Regions from separate parts of the Homo sapiens genome. Here region 2 is linked to region 1. A link is a loop called in an ENCODE intact Hi-C map of the cell type or tissue named here. Cell type or tissue: chondrocyte. All regions are shown on one strand.

The links. A loop is a pair of places that touch in the nucleus more often than their neighbours do. Peaks named below come from ENCODE experiments on the same cell type or tissue, not always from the same donor. Only the 100,000 strongest peaks of a DNase experiment are listed, where the experiment ranks them.
Region 2: a loop joins it to region 1, with 2.2 times the contacts of the local background. A loop is called at or near these places in 2 of 110 quality-filtered maps.

The regions. Positions count from the first base shown.
Region 1 is chrX:101,734,099-101,742,098 of GRCh38, reverse strand. No RefSeq gene overlaps it. Among named protein-coding and RNA genes, the nearest start is that of ARMCX2, 78 kb to the right of the region's middle. In chondrocyte, no CTCF peak of the experiment used is centred here; a DNase peak (open chromatin) is centred at 3,008.
Region 2 is chrX:101,684,363-101,692,362 of GRCh38, reverse strand. It overlaps the pseudogene LOC100420247 and the pseudogene RNU6-587P. Among named protein-coding and RNA genes, the nearest start is that of ARMCX2, 29 kb to the right of the region's middle. In chondrocyte, no CTCF peak of the experiment used is centred here; no DNase peak of the experiment used is centred here.

The sequences.
Region 1 (8,000 bases):
GGACTGTTTTCTCACAACTCGGAGTAATTTGGAAAGTTGAGTGGGGTTACCTCAGGCTTTCTCCGGCCATCATATGAAATGAAGCCATCTCTGTTCTACTCTACCCATATTATGATGACACATAGAATTCTTGTGAAGCTATGGTGTCCCAGGTATTAAGACAAAAAGAGGATAAAACCCATATGTGAGGGGGCAGGGAATGTATCAAGTAATATTTCATCTAGTCACATTTCCTACCCCTAGAAAAGCCTCGTTCCCTCACAAAGAAAATGTACTTCTCATCTTAGGTATCACCCCCTCCAAGAAAGTAAGACTAATTATTTTCCAAAATTTGTCTAGAAGAGTAATGTCCATACTCAAATCAGCAAATAGGTGCTATCTTCCCCAGGATCTTCTTTTGTCAGGTGAATAAGGCTAGTTACTGGGTAGATTTTTCACTTCTCTCATTTAAGGGTAGTTACTTGTTCTCCCTGGCCTAACGGCTATAAGACAAATCATTCTTATTTACTCCTCCCACCTAGGATTATATGATACAATATAAGTCCCTCACTCCTGAGGCTTAGATTCAGGCATAAATTGATTTAGCTCATGTTGGATTTGTTGAGCAAACCCTAAGGTGACTTAATTTACCCTTGATTAGCAAGATTAGGTTTTCCTCAAGAGGAAGAATGGGGCCCATAATGTATACTAAGATCAGTTATATAATAACGAAAAGATACATTTGTTTACCCACTGAATTTTATATCCTGAAAATTTATACCCACTACAAAACCAATAAAAGTTACTTTTAAAAGATTATAAAACAGTTTGTACTGTATGATTTCAAACACTTTGAAAAATGTATATACATAGAAAATGATTTGGAGGGTATAATCTCAATTTTACTTGCTGGTGACTCTCAAAAACTAATTCATCTAATAATTCATTACTTCAAGAAATATTTATCATGCTTTATTAGGTATCAGACACTGGAAATCCAATTCCATAGCTTCATCCCACAACATATTTCTCTTAAATTCCAGATTCACATAGAAAACTGCCTACTTACACATGCTTATTTGAGGAAGATAAATATAACTAACCAAATGAATGTCTATGATCTCATTCAGACTATACTCAACAAGTTTAGACCACCCTGGCCTTGAATCCTCGCAGCTTACCATGTAAAAGGGGAGCCATGTGGCAATTGGCAAGAGCTTGGGCTTTTAAGTCAGACACAACTATGTTAGAACTCCTGCTCTGCCTCTTATTAACTGTAATCTTGGAAAATGTAATTAACTCCACTGAGCCTCACAGAGCACACTTAGTGAAAATATGAGTAATAAAAGAGACCTCACAGAGCATACCTAGTGAAAATATGAGTAATAAAAGAGACCCTGATATATACTTGCAGGATTTTTAAGCATTTAAAGTAAAAACGTTGGTTACATGCCTAACAGAGTTTCTGGCCTGTACTAGGCACTCAGCAAAAATTTTATTCCCATCCTGTCCCCTCCCTTCTGTAGCAGAGGTGGTATTACCATAATGAAACTGTGAAATTATGTGATAAAAAGCATTTGGAACTGCTACAGAGAAGAAAAAACAATATGCATTTACATTATGTCAGAAATACAGTGCATTCTTTATTATATTTAGCCAAACCAAATGAAATTGCTGACATTTAATCATTTTTTACTTACAAAAACAAGAATTTGATATGTTTCAATCTAATAGAACGATTTGCATGTTGAGTTCAAAGAGGAAGACAGACTTCATCTTTATTCTACTGACTTTTTTCCCTTCTCCTCCTTTTGAATCTCAAGGTAAGCATCAGGCAAACACATAATGTGGGTGTCTATGCTACCCTGTTAGCCCCAGAAAGACTATGGAAGCACAAAGCTACAAAGCAAATCACTCCACGATGCTGGAGCGAAAGTCAGGGTTACTTTCTGGGTCCCAAGAATGTAGACATCACTGATGACAGGACCTTGAACAAGTCATTTCCCTTTTGTTTGCCAATTGATCACTGGGATTAAATTAGGGAGCCTGCCCACCATTCCTGGAATGTTGTAAAGACCCATGAGACTCCCCATAGAGCAAACATTCTGGGTTCTTGGCTGGGGAGATCTGTTAAAGCCAATGAATTATTTTAACATAAATTAATTTGCAGGAATAACAGAACACTACATATTAGGCACACAAGTGTCAATTATTTATGAAATATCAAAAAGCACTTGTGAAACACAAATGACACCAAGATAGACAGGGATCCTTCCCTCTACAGAACTACGGAAACTCATGTGAACTGTGCCTGCCAGTGTTCTATGAGCTTTCTACATGCTTTCTCCTTTAATACTTAAAGTAAGCCTATGAGGCAACATTTTTATTTCAATTTTTCAGGTGAAAAATCTTTTTTTTTTTTAAATAAAAAATTCTCTGCGGACTTCCGCAGTGTTTGTGTCCCTGGGTACTTGAGATTAGGGAGTGGTGATGACTCTTAACGACCATGCTACCTTCAAACATCTATTTAACAAAGCACATCTTGCACCGCCCTTAATCCATTTAACCCTGAGCTGACACAGCACATGTTTCAGAGAGCACGGGATTGGGGGTAAGGTTATAGATTAACAGCATCCCAAAGCAGAAGAATTTTTCTTAGTACAGAACAAAATGGAGTCTCCTATGTCTACTTCTTTCTACACAGACACAGTAACAATCTGATCTCTCTTTCTTTTCCCCACATTTCCCCCTTTTCTTTTCGACAAAACCGCCATTGTCATCATGGCCCGTTCTCCATGGTCGCTGTCTCTTCAGAGGTGTTGGGTACATCTGCAGAAAGGCTGTCACTTCACACTTGGAAGATTGCACAGCAGCCAGTCAGAGGCGCTCCTCACCTCCCAGACGGGGCGGCTGGGCAGAGGCACTCCTCACCTCCCAGATGGGGCGGCCGGGCAGAGGCGCTCCTCACTTCCCAGACGGGGTGGCAGCCAGGCAAAGACGCTCCTCACCTCCCAGATGGGGTGGCGGCCAGGCAGAGGTGCTCCTCACCTCCCAGACGGGGCGGCCGGGCACAGGCACGCCTCACTTCCCAGATGGGGCGGCCGGGCAGAGGCGCTCATCACTTCCCAGACGGGGCGGCCAGGCAGAGGTGCTCCTCACTTCCTAGACGGGGCGGCCGGGCAGAGGGGCTCCTCACATCCTAGACAATGGGCGGCCAGGCAGAGACGCTCCTCACTTCCTAGATGGGGTGGCGGCCGGGCAGAGGCTGTAATCTTAGCACTTTGGGAGGCCAAGGCAGGTGGCTGGGAGGTGGAGGTTGTAGCGAGCCGAGATCATGCCACTGCACTCCAGCCTGGGCAACATTGAGCATTGAGTGAGCGAGACTCCGTCTGCAATCCCAGCACCTTGGGAGGCCGAGGCGGGCAGATCACTCGAGGTCAGGAGCTGGAGACCAGCCCAGTCAACACGGCAAAACCCCGTCTCCACCAAAAATAGAAAAACCAGTCAGGTGTGGCAGCGCGTGCCTGCAATCCCAGGCACTCGGCAGGCCGAGGCAGGAGAATCACAGGAGCCCAAGGCAGGGAGGTTGCAGCGAGCTGAGATCACGGCAGTACAGTCCAGCCTCGGCAACAGAGGGAGACCGAAGAAGAGAGAGGGAGAGGGAGGGGGAGGGGGAGGGGGAGGGGGAGGGGGAGGGGAGGGGAGGGGAGAGGGAGGGGAGGGGAGGGGAGGGGAGGGGGAGGGGGAGGAGGAGGGAGAATTCTTATACTTTATTAGTTGACTCTCACAGGATGTAAGTTGAAAAGCCCAGAATTCACATCCATCCTTGTTATTTCCCCAATCTGTGCTCTTTCTTTTCCAGGGCTTTGCCATGTACCTAGTCAAGTTCCTGGAGTGTCCAGTCCTAGAAGCATGGCATGTCTGTTATCACCACCACCAAGAAACCAAGAAACATTGAGTGAGTGCTTGTGGGTGTATGACAAAGCATGGTCAGAGGGAACAATCTGAGCAAAGACATAGAATTCAAGAGGATGCTTGGCCTGCTTGAGAACTGAAACAGGGCTGCTGGGGCTGAACACAATGCAGAAATAACTTCCTTGGTCCAGGGTGATCCCACCACTCAAAAACCCAACTCTATCACAGGCAACAATATAGCACAACCAGAAGCCAAATGAGTTGTAAAAAATATTTGATGCTTGGTGTTCTTCACTATCAGTTACACGCTCATAATTAGTTCAAATTGAAAAAGGACATTTTAATAGAAATATAACTAAGTATGGGTCAGATGCTCCATTGGGTGCTTATCTTTGTTGCTGTCCTCTAGCTCAAATTGCAGACTGAATTTTCTCATAGAATTGTAGAACACATCCTTGTTCTTCATCAAGCTCCCCTGCATTAATAATGAGCTATGAGATGAAAGCCTCATTATTGCGGGGGTGCATATTGCTTCAGCTGTCCAGAACAAGTCCTGCTGCTTATTTGTCTGTATGTGTGCACTTGGGAATGTTTGTGTGTGTGTGTTTCTGCCTAAAGCAGTTCCGTGTCTATTTCTTTGTTGTTGCCATGCTCTACAGGTTTCTCTCTTGTTCTTTAATTCAGGTCTTTGTCAAAGAAATTAAGACAACAATTGAAGTGGATGTGGAAAATCATGCTTGGCCTGGCTTCCTTGGCAGTTCTATATAATATGGCCATGATGTCAATCTTTACTGACTGAGTAGCGGACCCATGGAATGTTAATGGCTGTTATAGCGACAAGCTAAGGACATTTGGCAGATGGCACATAAAATTCTAGAGATAAAATTTCAGGAACAAAAGGGAGAGCTTTAAAGCTAAGATAGTGGAGTTTCCAAGCAGCCAATATTTTTGAATTCTGACTCTCCGTTTAAAAAGAATGGGGTGTTTCTTTATTACTTTTTCATTATCCATTATCCAGGGTATTCCCTGTGATTCATTCATTTATCTCTTTATTCATTCTCATATTATTCCTATTCCTAGTAGTATCTAGTGTTCAGTACTTTTCATCGAAGGTCCTGCTGAAATTTTGCTGAACAGTTTAAGTTGCTACAACATCCCTTGTATACTGCTATCATTTGTCCTTACCAAATGGAAGAAAAGAGTCCAAAGTATAAAATGGTCACTGAAAGAAAGAGGCCTTTTCATTCCCTTATTTCCTTTTCAAACTCACTCTTACAAACAACTCCTCAGAGCAATCTTGGCAGTCAGAGACATTGTATGCAGACGTTAAGGCCTAGACCCATCACCTGTCCCTGCTGTGACTCATAATATAAACATAGACCCTCTGTGTAGCTTGTTTCCTAGAATTTTAAAACATAACCCACAGCTGATGTCTTCCCTTCTGAGAGGCCCTTTCATGAGGTGGGCCAAAGAGCCCATGGTCCAGCCAAGCCTTGCATGGTTTTTAATCTTGAGAGCCTTCACAAACTTATCTTTCTCCAAATGTATTAGTACAATCTGAACCACCATCTTTCCTGGATCCCTACAGAGTCACTTACCCCATCATCGATTTCGTTTCTGCCACAAAGATCCCACCTCTTCTCCTAACCCTCATCTAGTAAAGCTTTCCTGTCTCCTGGACGTATGGATTCTGTTGAGTAGTTCTCAGGGCTCAGTCATCCATATCTGTGAATTAGGTGCTGCTTGACAAAATGACAAAATGTTCAGATTCAGTGGCCTCTTTCCCAGATTTGCTACTGTGTGTTTTTGTTTGCTTGCTTTTAAAATATTCTTCAGAGGCCAGGCACGGTGGCTCACGCCTGTAATCCCAGCACTTTGCGGGGCCGAGGCAGGCAGATCATGAGGTCAAGAGATCAAGACCATCCTGGCCAACTTGGTGAAACCCCATCTCTACTAAAAATACAAAAATTAGCCTGGCATGGTGGCAGGCGCCTGTAATGCCAGCTACTCAGGAGGCTGAGGGAGGAGAATCGCTGGAACCCGGGAGGCAGAGGTTGCAGTGAGCCGAGATCGCACCACTGCACCCCAACCTGGCGACAGAGTGAGACTCTGTCTCAATAAATAAATAAATACAAATAAAATAATAAAATAAAATATTATTTAGAAAGAGGCTGGGCATGGTGGCTCACGCCTGTAATCCCAGCTCTTGGGGAAGCTGAGGACCAGTGGATCACCTGAGGTCAGGCGTTCGAGACCAGCCTGGCCAAGATGATGAAACCCTACCTCTACTAAAAATACAAAAACTAGCCAGGTGTGCTGGTGTGTGCCTGTAATCCCAGCTACTCGGGAGGCTGGGACAGGCGGATTGCTTGAACCTGGGAAGTGGAGGTTGCAGTGAGCTGAGATCGCACCACTGCACTCCAGCCTGGACAACAGAGTGAGCCTCCATCTCAAAAAAAAAAAAAGGAGGATTGTATAAATCTATTAAACTATTGTCCCTAAGAAAACTGTAGCTCATTGCGAATGAAAACCCCACCCAGTTCTCAGCTTTGTGTAAACAGTTCCAGAAAAATATAGAGTGGACAAAAAGAACAGAAGACCTAACAAAGAATTTAATAATTTGGCAGGCTGGCCAGGGAGTGGGCCTTCTGAAAGAATTACACTGGTTGTTCCATATCCATTTTGACCATCTAGCCCAGGAGTTGTCAAACTTTTTTCAGTCAAGAAACAGACAGTAAATATTTTGGTCTTTTGGGGTCATGTAGTCTTTGTCTCAACTATTCAACTCTGTTGTTGTAGTCCAAGAACAGCCAGAGACCAAATATAAATGAGTGGGTGTGGGTATATTCCAATAAAGCTTTATGTACAAAATCAGAGGATAGATTGGATTTGGCTCAGAGGCCATATTACAAATCCCTGATCTAGTAGATGGTATAGTCCGTACAAAAATTGAACCGTGAGTAAAGGAAGGACTTGAAAGCACATGTACTTGTATATCAAAGCAATCAATATTCAAATCCTAAGTGTTGATTGAACTATGAGATGTTATTCCTTAATTCAGCACCTCTCACTCGTTGATTCATGTTATACATGGACCCTTACCACTGGTTAGCGCTCAGCATTTTTTATTGGATTTGATGCTGAGGTTTTATGGGTACCTCTAAATCACTACAACATCTCTTGGAAGCTGGAATCATTATCTCTTCACAAGTGGAAAGGGCTCAGGACCCTAAAAGGTAACAGGGAAAAAAAGAGCTTTTATTTATTAACTCTTGGCACCACTATTACAAATAACTAGCATAGTAAACAGCATTCAGAAGTAATATTCCAGACCAGCCACCTATTTCTACTGCTACTGCAAAATACAAACATAAATAACCCCAGGATTCATTTTCTAGTTGGGAGTATTCTTGACTTTTTTAACCTATAAAGGTGGCTAATATTATGTTAGTGTTAGAATAAAACCTCAAATTTTGAATGTCATATAAAGAATGAAATAAGAGATAATAATGATAAAATTTTATTTTGCTTCCTTCCTAAATTAATTCCAAGATTTACCTAATCATAATACTATAATTTTTGCTTTTAAGGAATCCTACCTTCTACATTTAAACACACTGGCCACTACTTACATACATATTGTGTAGATTTTACTTGTTTGCCTTTTTACTTCAAAGTTAAAGTTAAAAGAAGAGGGTTTGCTTTATCATGAGAGAATGTTATCAGCTTACATTTTCTGCTTATGTAGATCTTATTTTATTCTTGAGTATCCACTGATTAATTTTCAGCCTGATACATTGCCTGTGATGGGACAGTTGGATACATAGTTCTCTTAGATATTTTGCCCTCATTTTCTGGAGTTGGACATAAGGTCTGGAGTGCAGTGTCTTATATAGTATGAGAATGTTGTTAGGGGAAGCATTCTGGTATCCAAATCTCTTGTCCAAGAAGGAATCTGCTGAGATATCCCATATGTTGCTTGATCATCTGTTTATACCAGTGCATGGTATTCCATGGGTATTGGAATTAATCATCAGTAATACACAGTCCTTTGCAACAAAGTTGGACCTACTGTCTCTGTACCAGGCTTTTTCTGATTACCTAGT
Region 2 (8,000 bases), 50 kb after region 1:
TCAATAAAAGAAGGAAGAAAATCTGTTAGCTGATAGGATTGCCAGATAAACTACAGAGTTCCAAATATTGCATGAGACGTACACTAAAAAATTATTTGTTTTTTACTTGAAATTCAAATTTAACTGGTGTTCTGTATCTTTATTTGCTAAATCTGGTACCATATATGAGTGACAGAGAAGGAAGATTGTATGATCCTATGCATATTTTGATAGGTCAATGTCCTTTTTCTTGGGCAATTCCAGTGATTGAGTAACTGAAAAAATTACCATTTTGAATAATGAGAAATAAGCAGTGATGGAAAGAATGACCTTTAGTGTTCATGCATGATTTGTTTTATGAGGTTAGAAGTTTACGTCTGTTTTCTTTTAGAACAGGGACAATGGTAAGGCCTTTTATGACATCATTGTGTTTATTTAAAAAAAAAAGTTCCTTCCTTTATTCCTGTCTTTATCTACTGAGGCAATGAAAGAATGGAAGTAAGTAAAACATACTAACATAATTTAAAGAAGTTGAGGTAATTTTTTGAGTGGTTTTGGTTACACAGAGGAAGGATTTCTTCATGGAAGGGATATTTAATACTAAAATGTTTAAGTCACTTGTCCTCCTAACTTTGTGGCTCTTTGAAGAATGATAGAAATGTGAATGAATGATACACTCTATATTCTTTTTTAAAAAATATAATATGGAATGCTTCACAAATTTGTATGTCATTCCTGCACAGGGTCCTGCTAATATTCTCTGCATCATTACAATTTTAGTATGTGTGCTGCCAAAGTGAACACCACTCTATATTCTTGACTGGAGTCATAACATATTTTTTCAAAGATTAAAGATATGTTCTGAACCACAGCTTATTTTTATAATGCTGATTAACTTTTAAAATAATTTATTTTATATTGAAAGGGAAAAATTATGAAATACTCTATATAGTACAACTGTAAATTTCTGAAATAAGGATGCGTGTTTGTAAAAGAAATATTTTATACTTATTAGTAGCAGCATTTCATTGGTGAACTTCTAATTGATCTTTTATTTACTTGTAACTTCTTTGTTACTCCTATCCAAGATAGAAATGTAGAGACTGCAATAGGTTTTTGATATTCAGTCTAAGTGTGTTAAATATTTAGTCCAGCTGGGCATGGTGGCTCACTCCTGTAATCCCAACACTTTGGGAGGCTAAGCGGGCAGATTGCCTGAGCCCAGGAGTTCAAGACCAGCCTGGGCAACATGGCAAAACCCTGTCTCTACAAACAATAAAAAAATTAGCCAAGCATGATGGTGGCATTCCTGTAGGCCCAGCTACCTGGGAGGCTGAGGTGGGAAGACGGCTTCAGCCCGGGAGGTCGCGGCTGCAGTGAGCCATGATGGCGCCACTACACTCCAGCCTGGGCAACAGAGTGAGACCTCTCTCTCTCTCTCCTCTCTCTCTCTCTCTCTCTCCGTGTATATATACATATGTATGTATAATATTTATGTATATATACATATATATAATATTTATGTATATATACATATATATAATATTTATGTATATATATATAAAATATTTAGTCCTTTCAGAATTTCATACCTAACTGAGTCACTGAAATCACTGAGCTCAAATAATTTCCACATACTTTTCATTAACCTTTCAAGTTTCATCCAGAGAAGACTAAAAGAAGTGTTATCCATTTAATCTGGAAATCAATTAAATTTCCAAACCATTTAGAAAATAAAGTCCTACACAACAAATAGATGTCTAGAGACCCTAACTTGTCAAGAAAAGAGAGAGAGCAACAGAGACCAGAGATGACACTACTCTTCATTAAAACACATGAATTTTGCACTAAGGGACACAAACTGCCCTCCTAGATTACCTCTAGTGTCGTATGATCATTTCCAATTTGTTCTGGCCACTAATGGTCAGCAGAGCATTCTGAATGGAATCCCCTACCTCCTTCCTAGAAGCTTCCTAACTCTCCTCTTTACCACAAGAGTCAGTACCAAGGACCAAGGATTTCATAAAGTAAACGAAGTCTTTGGAATCATCCAAGATGCAGCAGCTACCTGCTGTATGTGCTGAATCCACCCCTTAATAGCAAACCAAAACTAGATGCTCTCAGACTATTGGGTACATGAGAAGGAAGGGTACAGATCCACAATCTGGGTAGAAACTGCTTCTTTTCCAGCAGTTATTCTTCTGTCTAGGGGGCTCCTTCAACAGCCCAGAGCCCAGAGAGTTCCCCTTGGTAAAGTTCTGAAAAGTCTCAAGAAGGAAGGAAGAAATACCCAGTATGCTAGCATTGTATTAGAGAAGTGAAGGATGATGAAGAAAACTATTATTCATTCTCAAGCACTCTTCCTTGAACCCTGGAACGAGAAAGCCATTTCCTGTCCTGTTAGAGGTTGGAGTGTCATTTAATTTTGAAATGGAAATGATTATTGCAATGGAAATAATAGACTCAACCAGCAAAGAATATTCTAGTTAGCCCAACTGAAATGTTACTTATTCACAGTTTTGCCCTTGCATTTTAAGGAACAGATTTATTAATCCTGTTTTATCAGAACTATATTGACAGTGAAAATGTGACATGTGACCCTGGAGCCAAGAGACTGACTTTCTTCTTTAGCAACATGAGAACTTAAAATGCAACCAAGTGCTGACCTTCAAAATAATTCCCTCTAAAAGAAGCCATGCACTTCTGTTGTCATTGCTTTAAAAACACCGGGAATTGCTTTCAGAACTGGTTCCGAAGTTGTACAAGCAAAATAAAACAACAACCAAAACAAATTAGTATCCTGCCTATATAGATCTATCTCACAGAACAACTATAAAAATTTTTTATCTGAATCTTCCATTTAAAGAGAATGTTACAATAATACTCACATTAAACAGATAAAAGGGAAAGTACTTTGGAGAAAGCTGTGCTGGTTGATGTCCAGACTCCTACCAACCTGCTTTCCCCTCAAGCTCTACGAAGGTCCATTAGAAATTTTCTTGGAAGCCAATCTGAAAGGCACCGCTTTGTGTGACTATTGCTGTTGATTTTAAAATGTTACTTAAGAGAGAGAAGGTTCTACCAAAATGCAATGTTCACAAACTTGTGTGTACAAGCTTTTCTCATACTCAGGTGTGCAAAAGTATCATTTCTTTCTTTTAGGAATCTACTTTAATGAGCAAGAAATGTAACTTTTGAACTAATTCAACCTAATTTCTATTTTGAGCCTATCACTCCCCTGGGGCAGCAAAAATCTAGTTCCCATAAAGTTTGGGTTTTTCCTTTCAGCAGGTTTGTGTTTAAAGTCCAGTGCAAAAAGGGGAGGGGAGCAAAGATATTGGGTGGTGGTGGACATGTAGTCCTAGAGTAATAAGTCACACAGGTGTAGGTCATTGGCCCTTGGAGATGGCTGCTGAAAGTCCCTCATTCCTGTCTGGTGGCCCCTTCAACTCCAAAACCTCTCTCAACTATTTCCTCTGTAGGTTTAGGCACAGGACCTAATCCACCTTGACACAACCTGCATTCACTTCCTCTCTGGACTCTTGGCTGTCATCATTTCCTCTCCTTCTCTCCTCTCACCACTGAGGTTGGGGAGAGTTTTTCTCTAATCAGGGGGAAATCGTTCTCTTTGTTATTCTTGTTTGCTTCAGAGGCTTCTAGAATAATGGGCTCAGGTTTTTATAAAAACACAAAGACCAGGAAACCTTGCTACAAACCTTCACTGAAGCACAGATATCTGTTTGAATAACAGGAAGGCAGAAGAGTGATATACCGAGAAAAGCAACAAGAACAACAAGTTAATATCTCAAAAATACTATTTCACATACAGCTAAGGTAGAAGAAAGGATGCAAAATTATGTATGTGTCATTAACATCAGTGAGGGGGCATCTAATTCAGTAGCACAGCCCTTGGATCAGGCCTGGCAAATAATCACTGTGACATCATAAAAGGAAAGGGTTTTTCATTTGTGAAACCTCAAGAGCCCTGTTCTTACATACACCACAGTGCAAGGAGATTACTAGGACAAGTAAAGAGGTTGCAGAGTAGGATGGAGAGCCTAGTTGAGCCTGGCGCTCATTAATGTGGAAATAAAGCCTCTGAGCACCCTGTCACCAGGATTTCTCCAGTGGCCGCAAGAGCAGGCACAGCAGCAGCAGGGGCTGGGAGCTCCTTGAAGCAGCAGAGAAAATTGATCCAGGGCTGCAGAGTGACAAATGGATGTGAATTAAAATGACAAGTCCAGGAAATTGAAGGGGCTATTGAGAGGGACATTATCCACAAGTCCAGACTGAGTCAAGATTAAAGCAAGATAGGAAGTACCTGATAGTCTGGGAGAATAGGCCGGCTTGTTAGTTTAATGAGAGAATATATTGGGGAAAGGTGTTTAGATATAAAGAGATAAGTTGAAGTATTTTTCCTTATAGAGTAACTGTGGCATCTAGGGCCTTTGGGTAATATAAATTAAGAGAGAGACTGTTGGCAAGTAAATTCTTTTTACTGTTAGCATAACATCCTTCCCTGCTACAGGAGTGAGGTCAACTCCCAATCCCGGCTGCCTCAGAAAGGGGTTATCATAAATACCCTATTAAACCTATCCTTGTCAGTTCCACTGCCAAGAATTCTGTCCCCACTATAGCCACACAAATGATCGAGTGAGGTGAGAATGGGAAGAGTGAACAGAATATTATCAGGAAACACTAAATAATTTAGTTATTGCTACAACCTTTACCCTTTATCCTTGGTGTGTAGGAATTAGGGTCTCTGATCCTTTCTTTTTTAGGGAATAGCTATCTTACATTTTATCTTCTGTATAACCCTGACAATGTAGAGACTCTGGTCGCTTGGCCGTATATAAGTTACTGGATATTTTCTATGTAGTCACTATAATAGCTAATATTTATATGGGACTAACTGTATGGCAGGGTCTGTTCTAAGTGTTTTCCACACATTAACATATGTAATCCTCACACCAACCCCCTGAGGTACATTCTGCCATAATCTCACCATCACTGATGAAAAAGCTGATACACTTTGAGGTTAGCTAACTTATCTAACATTGCATAGGCAGTAAATGGTAGTTGTGGGATTTGAAAAATAAGGAGGCAGACAGATGGGCAGGCAAACAGACACTCAGGCGAGAAGTATGGCTCCAGAATCCACACGCTGAACCACTTCACCCTTGCTACCTATGTACTTGACTATCAGAAGGGATATAACTAACTCCAAAGCCCGAGGCATGTTTATATAACAGAAATATCCAACTCCTTTAACTGGGAAGTAAAGAAACAAAGGAATGTCTTAAGCAGATGATTGGCCAATCAAAACTATCCAGCTTTAAATGCCAGCCAATAAGACAGGGAGCAAAGTTAGAAAAGCTTTCCCCCTCAGAGTTCACTGCCAAAACCATTTTAATAGCAGTCTCCCACACAATAATATTCCACCCCAAATTATAACTCAAAAGTGCTAAAAACATATTCTTTAACCAAGATGTTAGAGATTTAGCCAGAAATAGTTTTATGTGGCTAGGTTAGTGTGAAATGGTTTGGCTAAGCCAGATGCTGTTAAGTAGATATCTGTAGAGCTGGGCAGAGCCATTTGCATGGGAAGAGGGTAGGTGCTACAAGGCAGGGCATGTAGTAAGTGCTTAGTAGCCAGTGCTTTATGCAAACACAAGTAGCCTTGGTTTTTTAAAGGAAGGCTTGGCTTCCCTTAAAAATCGTTTAGAACTCTTACAGAAAGAGACGAGGAAGAAGAGTAAGAAAAAGAAAATGTGGGCAAGTTCAGCACCAAGTTGGAACCTGAGAAGGACTTAAAAAAATAAGAGAAAGGGCAGAAAAAGAGGGGAAAGTCACTTTTTATATTATATACTTCTGCATTGTTGAATTTTTACCACACAGATTACTTTTGTAATCGGAAACAGTAACAGAGGAAAAAAATGTTTTTTTAAAGGGAGACTTTTAAAAAAGCAATAGAGAAAGATTGCCAGTATAAATTGAGTTTCTCTTGAAGTTTTTTCCAACTATAATACCAATGCCAAACCAAACACTATGTTTTACATTCTGAATACAGCTTGGTAAGGGCAGGAGGAAGATTTAACATTCCCAGTTTGGTTCCCTGCACCACTCCTTCTTTCCTGCCCCCTCTCTGCCTCCTATTTCCAAGTTTCAGATTGATTGCCTTTTCTGCAGTGCCTGTTTCTCAGTGTGAGCTAGCTTGGGAGAGGGAATTCAAGCAGCCACAGGATATGGAGCTAAGTGAATACATGAGCTCCTATAACATTCCAGAGAGACTACCAGCTTTGTCTGCCCCTGTGGATCCTATCACAGGGCATGCCATTGTGTATACAAGTTCCCCAAGAGTTCTGAGAGGAAAGTGCTAGACTGACAGCCCCACTAACTAAAACACCTTAAGTTTTGGAGAGGATGTAAAACTTCAATGAAACACCCATTTTAAGAATAGGAAAAAATGGAAGACGGGTTCTCAGTGACAGAAACTTAAGCAAAAATCATTAAAAATAAAACTGGGCTAAATCACACTAATTTGTCCAAATGAGTTTCATAAGTAAATTATGTTGAACAACCTTTAAAGAAGAATTAATACCAATTCTAGAAAATAGAAAAGGAGGGAACACTTTCATTTTATAAAGCTAGTAGTACCCTGGTACCAAAGCCAGTACAAAGACAGTACCAAAAAAAAATAAAACCTACAGATCAACAACCCCCATAAATATAAGCACAAAAATACTTCAAAAATTGTAGCAAATAGAATTAAGCAATATATAAAAAGAATTATATACCCTGATTAAGTTTGGTTATGTTCCATGAATGCAAGGCTGTTTCAACATTTAAAAACCAACCAATGTAATCCATCCAGCATATAAATAGTCCAAAAAAAATATTATCATATCAACCGACAAAGATAAAGAATTTTATCAAATCCAACACCCATTCATGATTAAAAACTCTCATCAAGCTAGGAATATAGATGGAATGTCCTCAACTTGATAAAAGAGCATCTGCAAAAGATCTACAACTAACATTGTACGCAAAGGTGAAAGACTAAATTTTTTCCCCCGGGATCAGGAGCAAGGCAAGGATTTTTGCTCCCACTACTCATATTCAACATAGTGCTGGAACTTTTAGCCATTGCAATGAAGCAAAAAGAGGAAATAAAAGGTATTTAGATCAGAAAGGAAGAAATAAAATTGTCACTACTTACAGATGACTTTATTGCCTACATAAAAAATTCCAAAGAAATTACATTGTGTTCTCTTTCACCCTCACACAAATTTTCCAAGTATATTTCAAGGAATAACATGTGAAAAAAAAGCAAAAACATTGTTTGCTAACATGTAAAGAATTTACAAAAGTGTATCATTGTGCTACTTACAAAATGTGAAAAGGGTTGTTTCTCTTGACTCTGGCATCAGGCTACAGCCTCAAAGGAGTTCATGCTAGGATAAGAAGAAATTGAGGTAATAAGAAGCCATCCTGTCTCACCAAATTGTACACTGAGAATTATAGAAGACTGTGACGCTCTCTGTTCATCAGGGAACATCCTAGGGATTGAGAGCATGTATCTGGAGGGGACGTATAGTCTGAGTTTCAGTTCCGGCCTTGCCACTTATAATAAGCTCATGCTGCAGACAAACCCCTTCAGCCTCCATTACCTCTTTGGTAAAATGAGCATAATAGGGGTACCTACCCCATAAGCTTGTGGTGATAATTAATTTACACATGTAACGTACTTACAATTCCTGTCACATTATAAAGAGTATGTACAGTAAAGGTTATTTACCAAAACTATACAAAATGAGAAGTTTTAGGTAGACAATGACAAAAATATGCAGAGGCAGAGGCAAGGAAATCTGCTGTATCTTTATGTTGTCTGCTTTTATGCCTGATGGTGTGGAGATCATTGGTTCTGTGAATGAAACCAGAGCCAGCTATTAAATGCCAAGAGGCAATAATGAAGTACATGTCCTTTTCCCTTTTAGTCCATTATTTGTTCTCTTCTTCTG